Regions from separate parts of the Homo sapiens genome. Here region 1 is linked to region 2. A link is a loop called in an ENCODE intact Hi-C map of the cell type or tissue named here. Cell type or tissue: B cell. All regions are shown on one strand. Links, peaks and the distances in the headings refer to the core of each region. The heading gives the core; the rest is flanking DNA. Region 1 has its middle 22 kb from the start of CSF2RA. Region 2 has its middle 37 kb from the start of ASMT.

The links. Hi-C counts contacts between places; a loop is a spot of excess contacts. Peaks named below come from ENCODE experiments on the same cell type or tissue, not always from the same donor. Only the 100,000 strongest peaks of a DNase experiment are listed, where the experiment ranks them.
Region 1: a loop joins it to region 2, with 13 times the contacts of the local background. A loop is called at or near these places in 3 of 110 quality-filtered maps.

The regions. Positions count from the first base shown.
Region 1 is chrX:1,242,691-1,251,422 of GRCh38, reverse strand. No RefSeq gene overlaps it. Among named protein-coding and RNA genes, the nearest start is that of CSF2RA, 22 kb to the left of the region's middle. RefSeq lists enhancers at 2,383-2,892, 2,394-2,910. In B cell, for the core only: CTCF peaks have their summits at 4,269 and 4,473 (motif pointing left); DNase peaks (open chromatin) are centred at 1,722, 2,902, 4,482, 6,532 and 1 weaker place; H3K4me3 peaks cover 838 bases; H3K27ac peaks cover 979 bases.
Region 2 is chrX:1,647,827-1,656,558 of GRCh38, reverse strand. No RefSeq gene overlaps it. Among named protein-coding and RNA genes, the nearest start is that of ASMT, 37 kb to the right of the region's middle. RefSeq lists an enhancer at 6,490-7,009. In B cell, for the core only: CTCF peaks have their summits at 3,944, 4,149 (motif pointing left), 7,614 and 7,818 (motif pointing left); DNase peaks (open chromatin) are centred at 4,048 and 7,788.

The DNA.
Region 1 (8,732 bases), core at 142-8,141, 400 kb after region 2:
GGGTATATCTATGTGGATATATCCATATGGGTATATCTATGTGGACATATCTATATGGATATATCTATATGGATAGATATCATAATCATTTATTATATCTATCATCTCAGTTTTATCTATCTATATGTCTATCTATCATCTATCTACCTATCACCTATCATATCTATAATGATCACTCATTATATCAATCGATCTTCTATTCCATTTATTATCTATGTCCCTCTATCTTTGTATCTACTCTCTCTAGATATCTATCTAGATATCTGTCTATATAGATATCTACCTAGATATCACCTATCATAATCATTTATTATATCTATCATCTAAGTTTTATCTATCTATATGTTTATCATCTATCACCTACTATCTATCGTATCTATAATGATCACTTATATCAATTAATCTTCTATTCCATCTATTATCTATGTCTCTCTTTGTATCTACTCTCTCTATATCTATATAGATATCTATCTATATAGATATGTATCACCTATCATAATCATTTATTGTATCTATCATCTAAGTTTTATCTATCTATATGTCTACCATCTGTCTATCACCTACCATCTATCATATTGATAATGATCACTTATTATATCAATCGATCTTCTATTCCATCTATTATTTATGTGTCTTTCTATTTACTCCCTCTATATATCTATATAGATATCTATGTATCTATCACCTATCATAATCATTTGTTATATCTATCATCTAAGTTTTATCTATCTATTGATCTATCTATCATCTGTCTACCTATCACCTATCATCTATCATATCTGTAATGATCACTCATTATATCGGTCCATCTTCTCTTCCATCTATTATCTGTCTATCTGTCTATCTATCTTTCTATCTACTCCATCTATCTATCTATCTATCTATCTATCTATCTATCTATCTATCTATCTAGCTATCTATCTAGCTATCATCTATCTATGTATCATCTATCTATAACAGTGGTTCACAGGCCAGGGAGAATTCTACCCCCAGGGGAAACTTGGCAATGTCTAGAGACAATCACAAGAGAATGACAATCTGTGGACACCCTTGGTGTCAGTCCTGGGAAGTTTGCTCCTGGCCCCCGGTGTGTGGATCCCAGGACGGCTGCTCAACACCCACCAGTGCCCAGGACAGCCCCACCACAGAGAATCCTCCCGCTCCCAATGTCAGCAGTGCCGAGGTTGAGAATGCCCCATCCTGCATGTTGGGGACAATATCAGTTTGCTTTTCCCTTTTCTTTTTTTTCTTGAGATGGAGTCTCGCTCTGTCATCCAAGCTGGAGGGCAGTGGTGCGATCTCGGCTCACTGCAACTTCCGCCTCCCGGGTTCAAGCGATTCTCCTGCCTCAGCCTCCTCAGTAGCTGGGATTACAGGCACCCACCGCCATGCCCGGCTAATTTTTGTATTTTTAGTAGAGAAGGGGTTTCACTGTGTTGGCCAGGCTGGTCTCGAACTCATGACCTCGTGATCAGCCCACCTCAGCCTTAAAGTGCTGGGATGACAGGAGTGAGCCACCGTGCCAGCCTCAGTTTGTTTTTCTGCTGATACTGGCTCACTTTCCCTGTGGCCACACATTCTTCTGTCCACAGACCATCCCTCCAGCCACAGAAGGGAGGAGGGTGTGACCCCAACCCCTTATCTAGCAACAGAAGGAGCTGTGGTAGGGCAGCTCCTCAGAAGCCGGAAATCTGCAAGCTCTCGGGGGAGGGTGGAGCCCAGCGCGTTGTAACATCTCTTTTTCCCCGAAGAGGAAGCACAGACTATCAGGCCTGTTTCCAAATCTCAACTTCCTGACCCGGCTTACCTTCAGGCTTTAACAAGCTCCCAGCCTCCTCCTAGCTGGCTCTGGCTAAAGCTGGAGTCCAGGAACCTCAAATAGCCTAGAGGCTCTCTCCAGGGCTTGAGTAGCACCAGGAAGGGCCACGTGGTCTGCGCTGGACAGAGACCTTCCTGGGGTGCAACGTGACACTTCCTGCCCCAGAGGCAGCTCCAGCAGAAACAGCTGCAGGCATCCCCAGCAATCCTCATCCCAAGCTCCTTCCACAGCTCACAGCGTCCGTGATGCGGGATCAACACAACCTGCTGGCTATATTTGAGGCTTGCCAGATAGCCTGGCTCCTGCATTCTTGCCTCGGGATTCCCGTTGTGATCTGCTTTTTCCAGTCCTTTCTGGGACCCCTTTCATTGCTGACAGCCGCTGGGGGCTGAACCGGCCAGGGCTGAATCTGCAGACGTGTCCAAGGCGCGTCCCAGAGCAAGGGCTTGGTGGGGGGGGGGGTCAGGGACCCGGGGCCTGTCGTTTAATGAGCTCTCACGGACACTTTAAGCCCATTTATGCCGGAGGTTGCAAGTTTTTTTGGTGTAAAAAACCAGATCTTGGCGATGACCTTCAGCCTTCAGACAAGCTTAGCGTTCCAATAATGGAACGCTAGGCATACACGGGTTCCTCATGAGCTCTCCCCCCAGGAAAACCCGAAGGCTCAGGGGCGGCCTTTCTGCAGCTGAGGACACGCAGAGGCAGAAGACGGGAGACGCGCCTCGATCGCGGCCCCAAAGTATATACGTTGAGTTCCAAACGCCTCTGGTCTCCGGGAATGACGCCTCGTTTGGAATTAAGGCCCTTGCAGATGTAATTAGTTAAAAGAAAGGCGCCGGGGCCCAGCCGTTAATTCAGTACCGCCCGCGTGGAAATCCGAGCCTGGCTGCGCCTTTGGAATTCCAGGGGTGGGGGAGGGATTCCAGGGGTGGGGGAGGGATTCCTTTAACCCTTTCTTCTCCGGATCGCTAGTAACGAATCAAGCACCCAGGACAGTGAACCCTGCCAGAAACAAGAAGCAGAAAAGTGACAGCTGTGACTAACCCTGGAATCCCTCCCCTCCACCTCCACAAGAAAAGTCCGGGGTTTTCCGGCACCCCTCAACTCAAGGGGTGGGTAGTACAGGCTGTCTCCTCTCCTCTCCTCTCGTCTCCTCTCCTCTCCCCTCCTCTCGTCTAGTCTCCCCTCCCCTCCCCTCCCCTCCCCCCTCAACTCTACGAGTGGGTAATACAGGCTGTCCTCTTCTCTTTTCTTTTCTTCTCCCCCCTCCATTCCCCTCCCCTCCCCTCTCCTCCTCTCCCCTCCATTCCCCTCCCCTCCCTTTCCCCCTCAAGTCAACGGGTGGGTAGTACAGGCTCTTGTCCTCTCTTCTCCTCTCTTCTCTTCTCCCCTCCCCTCCCCTCCCCTCCCCTCCCCTATCCTCCCCTCCCCTATCCTCCCCTCCCCTATCCTCCCCTCCCCTCCCCTATCCTCCCCTCCCCTATCTTCCCCTCCCCTATCCTCCCCTCCCCTATCCTCCCCTCCCCTCCCCTCCTCTCCCCTCCTCTCCCCTCCCCTCTCCTCTCTTCTCTTCTCTTCACCCCTCAACTCAACGGGTGGGTAGTACAGGCTGTCTCTTCTCTTCTCTCTCTTTCTTTTTCTTTCTTTCTCTTTCTTTCTTTTCCTTCTTTCTTTCTCTCTCTCTCTCCCTCCCTCCCTCTCTCTCTCTCTCTCTCTCTCTCCTTCCTTCCTTCCTTCCTCCGTCCCTCCCTCCCTTCTTTCTTTCTTGAGATTCTTTTCTTTTCTTTTTTGAGATAGAGTTTTGCTCCTGTTGCCCAGGCTGGAGTACAATGGCGCGATCTCGGCTCACGGCAACCTCCGTCTCCCAGGTTCAAGCGATTCTCCTGCCTCAGCCTCCCGAGTAGCTGGGATTACAGGTGTGCACCACCACGCCCAGCTAATTTTTTGTATTTTTAGTAGAGACGGGGTTTCTCCATGTTGGCCAGGCTGGTCTCGAACTCCTGATCTCTGGTGATCCACCCACCTCAGCCTCCCAAAGTGCTGGGATTACAGGCGTGAGCCACCGCGCCTGGCTCGAATAATTTCTTGCACGACATCCAAGAACCCTCTGTTGAGGTCTGCATTGGGACCCCTTACACTGTGGGTTTTTTTTTTTTTTTTTTTGATGGAGTCTCGCTTTGTTGCTCAGGCTGGAGTGCAGTGGCGCGATCTTGGCTCGCTGCATCCTCTGCTTCCTGAGTTCAATCGATTCTCCTGTCTCAGCCTCCCGAGTAGCTGGGATTACAGGCACCCGCCACCACCCCCGGCTAATTTTTTGTATTTTTAGTACAGACGGGGTTTCACCATGTTGGTCAGGCTGGTCTCGAACTCCTGAGCTTGTGATCCGCCCGCCTGATTTTTTTTTTTTTTTAGAGCACTGTAAGCTCCGCCTCCCTGGTCATGCCATTCTCCTGCCTCAGCCTCCCGGTAGCAGTGACTACAGGCGCCTGCCACCACCCCCGGCTAATTTTTTGTATTTTTAGTAGAGACAGGGTTTCACCATGTTGACCAGGCTGGTCTCGAACTCCTGACCTCGTGATCCGCCCGCCGGATTTTTATTACCGTATTTATTCAAATCCCGGAACCTTAAGCCACGCAATTTCTTTTTGGGGACTCGACTGCCACCTGCTGGCCATGCCTATGTTTGCAGGCGTGCGGTGCCGGGAGAATGAGGCTTGGAGTCCTCATTTGTAGGGTGTGTAGTTTCTTGGGGTGGACAGAACAAACCGAGGGCCTTAAAACAACTGGAATGTATCCTCTCTGAGGCCTGCAGACCAGGAGTCTTGAGATCCAGGTGTCTCAGGACTGTGCTCCCTCTGGAGGCTCTAGGGGAGGGTCCTTCCTGCCTCTCCCAGCTCCTGGGGGCTCCAGGCGTCCCTGGGTTTGTGGCCGCCTCACTGCAGTCTCTGTCACCATCTCCACGTGGCCTCCTCTGTGTCTGTGTCTCCTCTTTGTCTCTTATGGGGTCACCCCTCATTGGATTTAGAGTCCAACTCCAATGCAAGGCGATTTCATTTTGAGATCCTTCCCTTAAACACATCTGCAAAGACCCTATTTCCAAATGAGGTCCTATTCACGGATTCTAAGGTTTAGGACCTGGACATGTCTTTGGGGGATCCCCATTCAACCCACTGCAGTTTGGTTTGGTTCCTTTTAGAAGCTCTAGGGGAGGATCCTTCCTGCCTCTTCGAGCTCCTGGGGGCTCCAGGCGTCCCTGGGACTGTGGCCACCTCACTGCAGTCTCTGCCTCCGTCTCCACGTGGCCTCCTCCCCTGTCTGTGTCTCCTCTTCTGTCTCTTTTTTTTTTTTTTTTTTTTTTGAGATGGAGTCTCACTCTGTCGCCAGGCTGGAGTGCAGTGGCTCGATCTTGACTCACTGCAACCTCCGCCTGCCGGGTTCAAGCGATTCTCCTGCCTCAGCCTCTGGAATAGCTGGAATTACAGGCGCCTGCCACCACGCCCAGCTAATTTTTGTATTTTTAGTAGAGACAGGGTTTCACCATGTTGGCCAGGCTGGTCTCGATCTCCTGGCCTCAGGTGATCCGCCTGCCTCGGGCTCCCAAAGTGCTGGGATTACAAGCGTGAGCCACCGCGCCCGGCCCCTTCTGTCTCTTAGACCTACACTCATGGGATTTATGACTCACCTTAATCAAAAATGATGTCATCTCAATTTACATTTTAATTACATTTCCAAATAAGGTCCCAATATTCACAGAGACTGGAAGTTGGGAACTCAACGTACATTTCACCCCTTAACAAATTATCCTGCTGCATCTCCCATCTTCTGCTTCTTCTGCTCGTCGTCGGCCACGGAAAGGCTGCCCTGGAGCTTTCAAGTTTGCCTGGCTGGAGAGCTCATTAATAACCCGTTTATAGGCTGGGCGCAGTGGCTCACGCCTGTCATCCTAGCACTTTGGGAGGCCAAGGCAGGTGGATCACCTGAGGCCAGGAGTTCGAGACCAGCCTGGCCAACATGGTGAAACCCTGTCTCTACTAAAAATACAAAAAAAAAAAAAAAAAAAAAAAAAATTAGCAGGGCATGGTGGTGGGCGCCTGTAGTCCCAGCTACTCGGGAGGCTGAGGCAGGAGAATCACTTGAACCCGGGAGGTGGAGCTTGCAGTGAGCCGAGATGGTGCCATTGCACTCCAGCCTGGGGGACAGAGCCAGACTCTGTCTCAAAAAATAAAAAATAATAAAAAATAACCCGTTTATAGGCCGGGCGCGGTGGCTCACGCCTGTCATCCCAGCACTTTGGGAGGCCGAGGCGGGTGGATCACCTGAGGCCAGGAGTTCGAGACCAGCCTGGCCAACATGGTGAAACCCCGTCTCTACTTAAAAGACAAAAGTTAGCCGTGTGTAGTGGCAGCTGCCTGTAATCCCAGCTACTCGGGAGGCTGAGGCAGGAGAATCGCTCGAACCCGGGAGGCGGAGGTTGCAGTGAGCGGAGATCATGCCATTGCACTCCAGCCTGGGTGACACAGCGAGATTCGGTCTCAAAAAAAAGAAAAAAGGAATTACAGGCATGAGCCACGTTGCCCGGCCATAGATGGGTTTAAAGCGTCTCTGCAGAGTTCATTAAACTGCAGGCCCCCAGGCCCCCTGAGCCCACCCAGCCCTTGCTCAGGGACACGCCTTTAATTTGGAAGTTTTGGACACTAGGGGTCAGAAGCATCCTCTGCAAATTCAGCTTTGGCTGGCTCAGCCCCCCCCAGCAGCTGTCGGCGATGAAAGGGCCGCAGGAGGGGCTGGAAAAGCCTCTCTGTATCCCGCAGCACTTGGAGACCCAGTGTCCCCCGGGGCTGGAGTCAAGCTGTCTCGCCAGCCTCAAAGGTGACCAGAGGCTTGTGTTAATCCCACACCTGGGACGCAGTGAGCTGTGGAAGGAATTTAGGATGAGGATACCTGGGATGTCTGGGGCTCTCCCTTCCCTTCCCTTCCCTTCCCTTCCCTTCCCTCCCCTTCCCTCCCCTCCCCTCCCCTCCCCTCCCCTCCCCTCCCCTCCCTCTCTTTCCCTCCCTCCTTCCTTCCTTTCTCTTTCTTTTTCTTTCTCCTTCCTTCCTTTCTTCTTCTTTCCTTTCTCTTTCTCTTTCTTTCTTTCCTTCCTTCTCCTTCCTTCCCTTCCCTTTCCTTCCTTCCTCCCTTTTCTTTCTTTCTCTTTCTTTCCTTCCTTCTTCCTTCCCTTCACATTCCTTCCTTCCTCTCTTTCCCTCCCTCCCTGCTTCCTTCCTTTCTTTTCTTTCTTTCATTCTTTTTTCTCTGTTTCTTTCTCCTTCTTTCCTTCATTTCTTTCTCTCTTTCTCTTTCTTTCTTTCTCTCTTTCTGTCTTTCTTTCTCTTCCTCCTTCTTTTCTTTGGAGCCTTGCTCTCTCACTCAGGCTGTACTGCAATGGCACAATCTCGGCTCACTGCAACCTCCGCCTCCCGGGTTCACGCCATTCTCCTGCATCAGCCTCCTGGGTAGCTGGGATTACAGGCACCCGCCACCACGCCTGGCTAATTTTTTGTGTTTTCGGTAGAGACGGGGTTTCACCAAGTTGGCCAGGCTGGTCTCGAACTCCTGACCACGTGATCCGCCTGCCTCAGCCTCCCAAAGTGCTGGGATTACAGGCGTGAGCTACCGCGCCCAGCTAGGAAGGTCTCTTTCTGGGAACTACCTCCCTGTTGAGCCAAGCCCAGGAGAGCCTTTGTGTTTTACGTGCTGGACCTTTAGCCAAAGCCCATTAGAAAGAGGCTGGGAGCTTGTTACCACGTGAGGGTTTCAGAAATTCATTCTGAACTGACAACTTGCACAGGTATCCCCTGGCCCCCTCAGACAGTACCCCTTCCTGACTGGATACCCCCGGCGGTATTTGAACCAGCTGTGAAAATCTAGGTAGCTTGCTTTTTTTTTTTTTTTTTTAATGGAGTTTTCACTCTTGTTGCCCAGGCTGGAGTGCAGCGGCGTGATCTCAGCTCACTGCAACCTCCGCCTCCCGGGTTCAAGCGATTCTCCTGCCTCAGCCTCCCAAGTAGCTGAGATTACAGGTGCCCACCACCACATCTGGCTGATTTTTGTATTTTTAGTAGAGACGGGGTTTCACCATGTTGGCCAGGCTGGTCTCAAACTCCTGACCTTTGGTGATCCACCCGCCTCAGCCTCCCAAAGTGCTGGGATGACAGGCGTGAGCTGCTTGTGAGTTGCTTGTTGTTTCTATTTCCTGGTGTTTGCAGAACCGGCTCTGCCTGAAAACTCTCAGCGTCCTTATCTCCTGGAGTTATCTTGTATGTTGGTGCCTTGGAAACCCCCTTCCCACCTCCAGCACTTGGCTTGAAAAATCTTCACAAGAAAAGAGAAATCAGATGCCTTCAAGAAGGCCAGGACGCTCTCTGGTTTGCTAAGTTTTGACAAAACATCCTGGGCTGGGAGACCCGCAAACCGGGGTGTAACTCCCACATGCTGGGTCCTTCCTGGGCGGGGAGGGTGGGGGGACCTTCCTGGGTTGGGGAGCCTCCCAGTACCTTTGCCAGCCAGCCCCCCTGCTCTTTCCTCCTGTGGGGTTCGGCCCTAGGCCTCAGGGCATATTCTCACACCCCGAAAGCAAGCACTGAGTGGGAAGCCACAGGTGGGATGACTCAGCTGGGAAGAGGAGGGTTGCTGTGTGTTTTTGTTTTTTTTTAAATTTTTTTCAGATGGAGTTTCACTCTTGTTGCCCAGGCTGGAATGCACTGATGCGATCTCGGCTCACTGCAACCTCCGCCTCCCGGGTTCAAGCGATTCTCCTGCCTCAGCTTCCCGAGTAGCTGGTATTACAGGCGCCTGCCACCATGCCTGGCTAATTTTTGTATTTTTAGGAGTGACAGGGTTTCACCATGTTAGTCAGGCTGGTCTCGAACTC
Region 2 (8,732 bases), core at 377-8,376:
ACATGTGCATATACACATATATGTGTATACATGTATATATACACATGTGTGTGTATACACGTGTATATATGTGTGTATATATACACGTGTATATATACACACATATACGTACATATATATGTGTGTGTGCGTGTGTGTGTATCTTCTATTTGTTCTATTCCTCTAAGGAACCCTGACTAATACAATCTATATGGTCTAGAAAGAGTCCACATGAATTATATATATATGAAGGGGAGTTTATTAAGGAGAATTAACTCACAGAGTCACAAGGTGAGGTCCCACCATAGGTCATCTACAAGCTGAGGAGGCAGGAAGCCAGTCTGAGTCCCAAGGATTAAGAACTTGGAGTCCAGTGGTCCAGGGCAGGAAGCATCCAGCAAAGGAGGAAGATGGAGGCTGGGAGGCTAAGCCAGTCTAGCCTTTTCACGCTCCTCTGCCTGCTTTTATTCTGGCCAGACTGGCAGCTGATGAGACGGTGCCCACCCAGATTGAGGGGGGTTCTGCCTCTCCGAGTCCACTGACTCTAGTGTTATTCTCCTTTGGCAACACCCTCACAGACACACCCAGGAACAACGCTTTGATTGGATCTTTCAATCCAATCAAGCTGCCATTCAGTATTAACCATCACGCCCAGGAAACTCACTCACGGGTCACGATATGCGAAGGTCACTCTAAAATCACTCTAGCTATAAGAGATATTACCCGGGCCTGGCGTGGTGGCTCACGCCTGTCATCCCAGGACTTTGGGAGGCCGAGGCTGGTGGATCACTTGAGGTCAGGAGTACAAGACCAGCCTAACCAACATGCTGAAACCCCATCTCTACTAAAAATACAAAATTTAGCCAGGCATGGTGGTGCGCACCTGTAGTCCCAGCTACTCGGGAGGCTGAGGCAGGGGAATCACTTGAACCTGGGAGACGGAGGTTGCAGTGAGGCGAGATCGCGCCATTGCACTCCAGCCTGGGTGACAGAGAAAGACTCTGTCAAAAAAAAAAAAAACAACCATCAGCTGGTCTGCCTTATTCCAGGAGGCCCACAGAAAGTCTTGGGCAAAATGAAACAGCAGACTCTGGTCCCAGCTCTCTGGCTTTACACATCTACAGACCCTGGGTACCCCCAGCAGGCAGCACCCAGCAGGCCTGAATTATCCTGTCTCCCCCTCCTCCCCAGACGCGGTCTTGAGCCATGTCCTGTTTTGGAACTGTGGCTAAGGGGAGCTTGTGGGTATCAAGTCTCCAGGTATCAGCAGCTCCTCTCATAAACCAAAAATAGGCCGGGCGTGGTGGCTCATGCCTGTGATCCCAGCACTTTAGGAGGCTGAGGCAGACGGATCACGAGGTCAGGAGTTCAAGACCAGCCTGACCAACATGGTGAAGCCCCATCTCTACTAAAAATTAAAAAATTAGCCAGGCATGGTGGCGGGCGCCTGTAGTCCCAGCTGCTTGGGAGGCTGAGGCAGGGGAATCGCTTGAACCCGGCAGGCGGAGGTTGCAGTGAGCCGAGTTGGGGCCACTGCACTCCAGCCTGGGCAACAGAGCGAGACTCCTTCTCAAAAAAATAAAAAATAAATAAATAAAGCAAAAATAAAAATCTGAATGGACTCCCTCCTTGGCCAGGACACTCTAAAATTTAACATGAAATTATTTCAATTTCAATTTAAAGTTCATGCCATGTTGGGAAGTGGAGGTTGGCCAGGCCTCGCCACACCCCTCTGTTACCAGAAAGGGGTCCTCATCCAGATCCCAAGAGAGGGTTCTAGGATCTCATGCAAGAAAGAATTGAGGGCAAGTCCATAGACCAAAGGGAAAGCGAGTTTATTGGGAAAGTAAAGGAATAAAAGAATGGCTACTCCGTAGACAGAGCAGTCCCCAAGGTTGCTGGTTACCCATTTTTATGGTTCGTTCTTTCTTTTCTTTCTTTCTTTCTTTTTTTTTTTTTTTTTTTTTTTGATTTTGAGACGGAGTCTTGCTCTGTCACCCAGGCTGGAGTGCAGTGGCATGATCTCGGCTCATCGCAACCTCTGCCTCCCAGGTTCAAGCGATTCTTCTGCCTCAGCCTCCCGAGTAGCTGGGACTACAGGCATGCACCACCACGCTGGGCTGATTTTTGTATTTTTAGTACAGATGGGGTTTTGCCATGTTGGTCAGGCTGGTGTCAAACTCCTGACCTCGTGATGCGCCCGCCTCGGCCTCCCAAAGTGCTGGGATGACAGGCGTGAGTCACCGCACCTGGCCTTTATGGTTATTTCTTGAAGATATGCTAAACAAGGGGCGGATTATTCATGCCTCCCCTTTTTAGACCATATAAGGTAACTTCCTGACGTTGCCATGGCATTTGAAAACTGTCATGGTGTTGGTGGGAGTATAGCAGTGAGGACGACCAGAGGTCACTGTTGTGGCCATCTTGGTTTTGGCGTGTTTTGGCTGGCTTCTTTACTGCAACCTGTTTTATCAGCAAGGTCTTTATGACCTGTACCTTGTACCAACCTCCTATCTCATCCTGTGACTTAGAATGCCTTAACCATCTCGGAATGCAGCCCAGTAAGTCTCAGCCTCATTTTACCCAGCCTCTATTCAAGGTGGAGTCGTTCTGGTTCAAACACCTCTGATATTTTCAGCATGAACATCAACACAGACCTTAAGTCTGGTAAGAAACATCTGGAGTCTCTGGTCGGGTGCGGTGGCTCACGCCTGTCATCCCAGCACTTTGGGAGGCCGAGGCGGGCAGATCATGAGGTCAAGAGATTGAGACCATCCTGGCCAACATGGTGAAACCCCGTCTCTACTAAAAATACAAGAATTAGCTGGTCATGGTGGTGCATGCCTGTAATCCCAGCTACTCGGGAGGCTGAGATAGGAGAATCACTTGAACCTGGGAGTCGGAGGTTGCAATGAACCAAGATTGCGCCACTGCACTCCAGCCTGGATGACAAGAGTGAAACTCCGTTAAAAAAAAAAAAAAAAAAAGAAAAGAAAAAGAAAAGAAAAAAAAAACATTTGCAGTCTCTTCTCTCAGAAGCCTGCTACCTGGGAAGCTTCATCTGCATAATAAAACCTCGGTCTCTACAACACCATCATAAGCCAGACATTCCTTACTACGGATAATAACTCTTTCAACCAATTGCCAATAAGTATGTTTTTGTTTGTTTGTTTGTTTGTTTTGAGACAGAGTATCCATGTGTCGCCCAGGCTGGAGTGCAGTGGCGTGATCTCGGTTCACTGCAACCTCCACCTCCCAGGTTCAAGCAATTCTCATGCCTCAGCCTCCCTAGCAGCTGAGATTACAAGCATGTGCCACCACGCTGTGCTGATTTTTTTGTATTTTTAGTAGAAACCGGGTTTCGCCATGTTGGCCAAGCTGATCTCAAACTCCTGGCCTCAAGTGTTCAAGCGATTCTCCTGCCTCAGCCTCCCAAGTAGCTGAGATTACAGGTTCACACCACCACACCCAGCTAATTTTTTTTTTTTTGACAGAGTCTCGCTCTGTCTCCCAGGCTGGAGTGCAGTGGCGCAATCTCGGCTCACTGCAAACTCCTGCCTCAGCCTCCTGAGTAGCTGGGACTACAGGCACCCGCCACCACATCAGGCTAATTTTTTTTTTGTATTTTTAGTACAGACGGGGTTTCACCGTGTTGGCCAAGATGGCCTCGATCTCCTGACCTCGTGATCTGCCCGCTTCGGCCTCCCAAAGTACTGGGATGACAGGTGTGAGCCACTGCGCCCGGCCTGATTTTGTATTTTTAGTACAGACAGGGTGTCACCATGTTGGCCAGGATGGTCTCGAACTCCTGACCTCAGGTGACCCACCCACCTCGGCCTCCCAAAGTGCTAGGACGACAGGTGTGAGCCACCGCGCCCGGCCCTGAATATGTTTAAGTGTAACCCCGCTTTGAGTCACCCTGCCGTTCGAGATAGAACCAACGTACATCTTACATGTATTGACTGATGCTTCAAGTCTTCCTAAAATGTATAAAAGCAAGCTACACCCCAACCACCTTGGGCCCACGTCATCAAGACCTCCTGAGGTTATGTCGTGGTGTCCTCCACCCTGGCAAAGTCAACTTCCTCAATTATGGACACCTGGCCTCAGATCCTTCTCGCCTTACAATTCGAAGAGAGAAAACGATGCTTCCTCCCCCTAGTGGCCATCAGGACAATTGCTTCCATTCAAGGCAAAGTTCTTCCAGAGAAATCTCTTCTGGATGTGGCTTACCAGGATCCATACTAGAAAAAAATGCAGAAACAGCGCCTCGGTAATTTCTGACATTAGAGTTCATGGTGACCGGGTGTGGTGGCTCACACCTGTCATCGCAGCACTTTGGGAGGCTGAGGCGGGTGGATCACGAGGTCAGGAGTTCGAGACCATCCTGGCTAACATGGAGAATCCCTGTCTCTACTAAAAATATAAAATTAGCTGGGTGTGCTGGCACATGCCTGTAGTCCCAGCACTTTGGGAGGCCGAGGCAGGCGGATCATGAGGTCAGGAGTTCGAGACCAGCCTGGGCAACATGGTGAAACCCTGTCTCTATTAAAAATACAAAAATTAGCCAGGTGTGGTGGCACATGCCTGTAGTCCCAGCACTTTGGGAGGCCGAGGCAGGCGGATCATGAGGTCAGGAGTTTGAGACCAGCCTGGGCAACATGGTGAAACCCTGTCTCTATTAAAAATACAAAAATTAGCCGGGTGTGGTGGCACATGCCTGTAGTCCCAGCACCTTGGGAGGCCGAGGCGGGCAGATCACGAAGTCAGGAGTTCCAGACCAGCCTGGGCAACATGGTGAAACCCTGTCTCTATTAAAAATACAAAAATTAGCCGGGCATGGTGGTGTGTGCCTGTAATCCCAGCTCTTTGGCAGGCTGAGGCAGGAGAATCGCTTGAAACCGGAAGGCAGAGGTTGCAGTGAGCTGAGATCACACCATTGCACTCCAGCCTGGGCAACAAGAGCGAAACTCTATCTCAAAAATAACAATAATAATAGAGTTCACGGTCCAACAGTGAAGTGTGATAGAAAAGGAAACGGTACAGTCCCATCTTGAAGTCCACTTTTAAATAATAAGGTGCTCATTGGAAGGCAATCGAATCAAAACATAAGGCTGAGATGAGGAACAGCCCAAGCCATACATGTTCAAGGTGTTAAGGAAATAGAATTAAAAAGCAAAATCTCTACCAGGAGTGGTGGCTCATGCCTGTCACCCCAGCACTTTGGGAGGACGAGGCGGGCGGACCACTTGAGGTCAGGTGTTCGAGACCAGCCTGAGCAACATGATCAAACCCCATCTCTACTAAAAAATACAAAATTAGCCAGGCCTGTAATCTCAGCTACTCAGGAGGCTGAGGCAGGAGAATCGCTTGAATCCTGGAGGCAGAGGTTGCAGTGAGCCGAGATCAGCCACGACACCCCAGACTGAGTGACAGGGACTCTGTCTCAAAAAAAAAAAAAAAAAAACAACCAAAGGCCAGGTGCAGTGGCTCACACCTCTCATCCCAGCACATTGGGAGGCCAAGGTGGGCAGATCACTTCAGGTCAGGAGTTCGAGACCAGCCTGACCAACATGGAGAAACCCTGTCTCTACCAAAAAAATACAAAAATTGGCCGGGTACGGTGGTTCACGCCTGTAATTGCAGCACTTTGGGAGGCCAAGGCAGGTGGATCACCTGAGGTCCGGAGTTCGAGACCAGCCTGGCCAACATGGTGAAACCCGTCTCTACTAAAAATACAAAAATTAGCTGGGCGTGGTGGCACATGCCTGTAATCCCAGCTATTAGGGAAGCTGAGGCAGGAGAATCGCTTGAACCTGAGAGGCGGAGGTTGTGGTGAGCTGAGATCACGCCATTGCACTCCAGTCTGGGCAACAAGAGAGAAATTCTATCTCAAAAAAAAAAAATACAAAAATTAGCCAGAGATGATGGTGCACAACTGTAATTCCAGCTACTCGAGAGGCTGAGGCAGGAGAATCGCTTGAACCGTGGAGGCGGAGGTTGCAGTGAGCCGAGATCTTCCAGGGCACTCCAGACTGAGTCACAGGGACTCTGTCTCAAAAAAAAAAAAAAAAAAAAAAAAAAAAAGCAAAAAAATCTCCTCCCGATCCAGGAACTCCTTCCTTAACCCCTCTCCTCAAGGGTAGAAGAAAAAGAAAACCATTTTTCTACAGAACAAGCATTCAATTCAAATGTGATATACACCCCAGGCCATCCGTGAAAGGGATCAGAAACACAGAAAGAAATCTCACCCTTTTATGGGCCGGGTGTGGTGGCTCACGCCTGTCATCCCAGCACTTTGGGAGGCCGAGGCAGGTGGATCACCTGAGGTCGGGAGTTCGAAACCAGCCTGACCAACATGGAGAAACTTTGTGTCCACTAAAAATACAAAAAATTAGCCGGGCATGGTGGTGCGTGCCTGCAATCCCAGCTACTCGGGAGGCTGAGGCAGGAGAATCGCTTGAACCCGGGAGGGAGAGGTATCCGTGAGCCAAGATCGCACCACTGCACTCCAGCCTGGGTAACAAGAGCAGAACTCCGTCTCAAAAAAAAAAAGAAAAGGAAAAAAAGAAAGAAATCTCATCCTTTTACGCAGCAAAGTGGAGACAGCCCTTTCCTTTCGTTTTCTGAAACTAAACAAGGACTCATTTTGACTGGAGGTGTAGGCTTTGCAATTTGGAGTGAGGTGACAGATTAAATTAAGCTCTTCTCCTCTGTGGACCCCGGGGGATGAGGCTTTTTTTCCTCCCCCTTGGGGATCACATTTCAAAGAGATTCCTCCCAGACACTGCAGGAAACATTCTTGAGCTATGGTGCCGCTTTCTTTAAAAGATTTACACACATTTGAAAAAGGCCGACAAAGAACTTGCAGCTACCAGTTTGCTGGGGAGGGGGGCGGGGCGGAAAGTGGGAAAATATCCCTCTCCTCATTTTTCAACAAGAGAAAATGTAAGCCTCCGATTTTTTTTTTTTTTTTTTTTTTGAGACCGAGTTTTGCTCTTGTTGCCCAGGCTGGAGGGCAGTGGCGCGATCTCGGCTCACTGCAACCTCCACCTCCCGGGTTCAAACGATTCTCCTGCCTCAGTCTCCCGAGTAGCTGGAATTACAGGCGCCCACCACCACGCCCAGCTAATTTTGTGCTTTTTAGTAGAGATAGGGTTTCACCATGTTGGCCAGGATGGTCTCGAACTCCTGACCTCAACTGATACACCCCCTTCGGCCTCCCAAAGTGCTGGGATTACAGGCATGAGCCACTGCGCCAGGCCAGCCTCTGAAGTTTTAGTGTATCTGCCCTTGATGGGGGAAAATAATGAAAAAATCCTTTTGGATGTGGGATTGTTTTTAGTGAAAACCAACATTTAAAACAGCAAAGCAGACTGGGCACGGTGGCTCACGCCTGTAATCCCAACACTTTGGGAGGCCGAGGCGGGCGGGTCACGAGGTCAGGAGTTCGAGACCAGCCTGGCCAACATGGTGAAACCCCGTCTCTACTAAAAATACAAAAAAAAAAATTAGCCGGGCGTGGTGGCAGGTGCCTATAACCCCAGCTACTTGGGAGGCCAAGGCAGGAGAATCGCTTGAACCCAGGAGGTGGAGGTTGCAGTGAGCCGAGATCTTGCCTTTGCACTCCAGCCCAGGCGACAGTGCGAGACTCCATCTCAAAAAAAAAAAAAGCGGCAAAGCACTAAAGTTGGGGCGGGGGGTTGCTTTTTCCCCATTCATGGTCACCCCAGCCCTGACTGCCTCTGACAGGTGCAATCTTGGAGCGAAGGAAGCCGGGTTACATCAGCTGCCCCATGCTGCCACCTGCTGGCAGGCACCGGTTCTCGCTCTTCCGGAATGGTCCACATGTTGCCATGGCCCCAAGAGGGTTTCCCTGAAGAACTGGGCTGTCCAGATCTAACGTATGTTTGCAAAGAGCATTCAAGCCCAGGCGGGCTACATGCATGAGCCTGAGCCACTTTAGGGGTGGTCACAGTGCTTATAATTTTTTTAGGGGGTGGAGAATCTATATACTCACAGAGGGATGCCCCTTGACTTACAGTGGGGTTACCTCCCCACAAGTCTATCATGGGTCCACATACCTTAACTTAAAAATGCATTTAGTATCTTGATACACTGATCGTAACGCTGAAAAGTTGTAAATCCAACCACTGTAAGCTGGAAACCGTCTGTATATATGAACGTATACACACGCTTTTATTTTACTTATTTATTTATTTTGAGATGGACTCTCGCTCTGTCGACCAGGCTGGAGTGCAGTGGCGCGATCTCGGCTCACTGCAACCTCTGCCTCCCGGGTTCACGACATTCTCCTGCCTCAGCCTCCCTAGTAGCTGGGGCTACAGGCGCCCGCCTCCATGCCTGGCCAATTTTTTGTATTTTTAGTAGAGATGGGGTTTCACCATGTTAGCCAGGATGGTCTCCATCTCCTGACCTTGTGATCCACCTGCCTCAGCCTCCCAAAGTGCTGGGATTACAGGCGTGAGCCACTGCGCCCAGCCAGATGTCCACATCCTAATCCCCATGTGGTAGACAGAATAATGGCCCCAAAGATGTCCACATCCTAATCCCATGTGGGAGACAGAAAATGGCCCCCAAAGATGTCTACATTGCAATCCCATGTGGTAGAAGGAGTAATGGCCCCCAAAGATGTCCACATCCTAATCCCCACGTGGTGGACAGAATAATGACCCTAAAAATGTTATCAACACCCAAATCCCCATGTGATAGACAGAATAATGGCCCCAAAG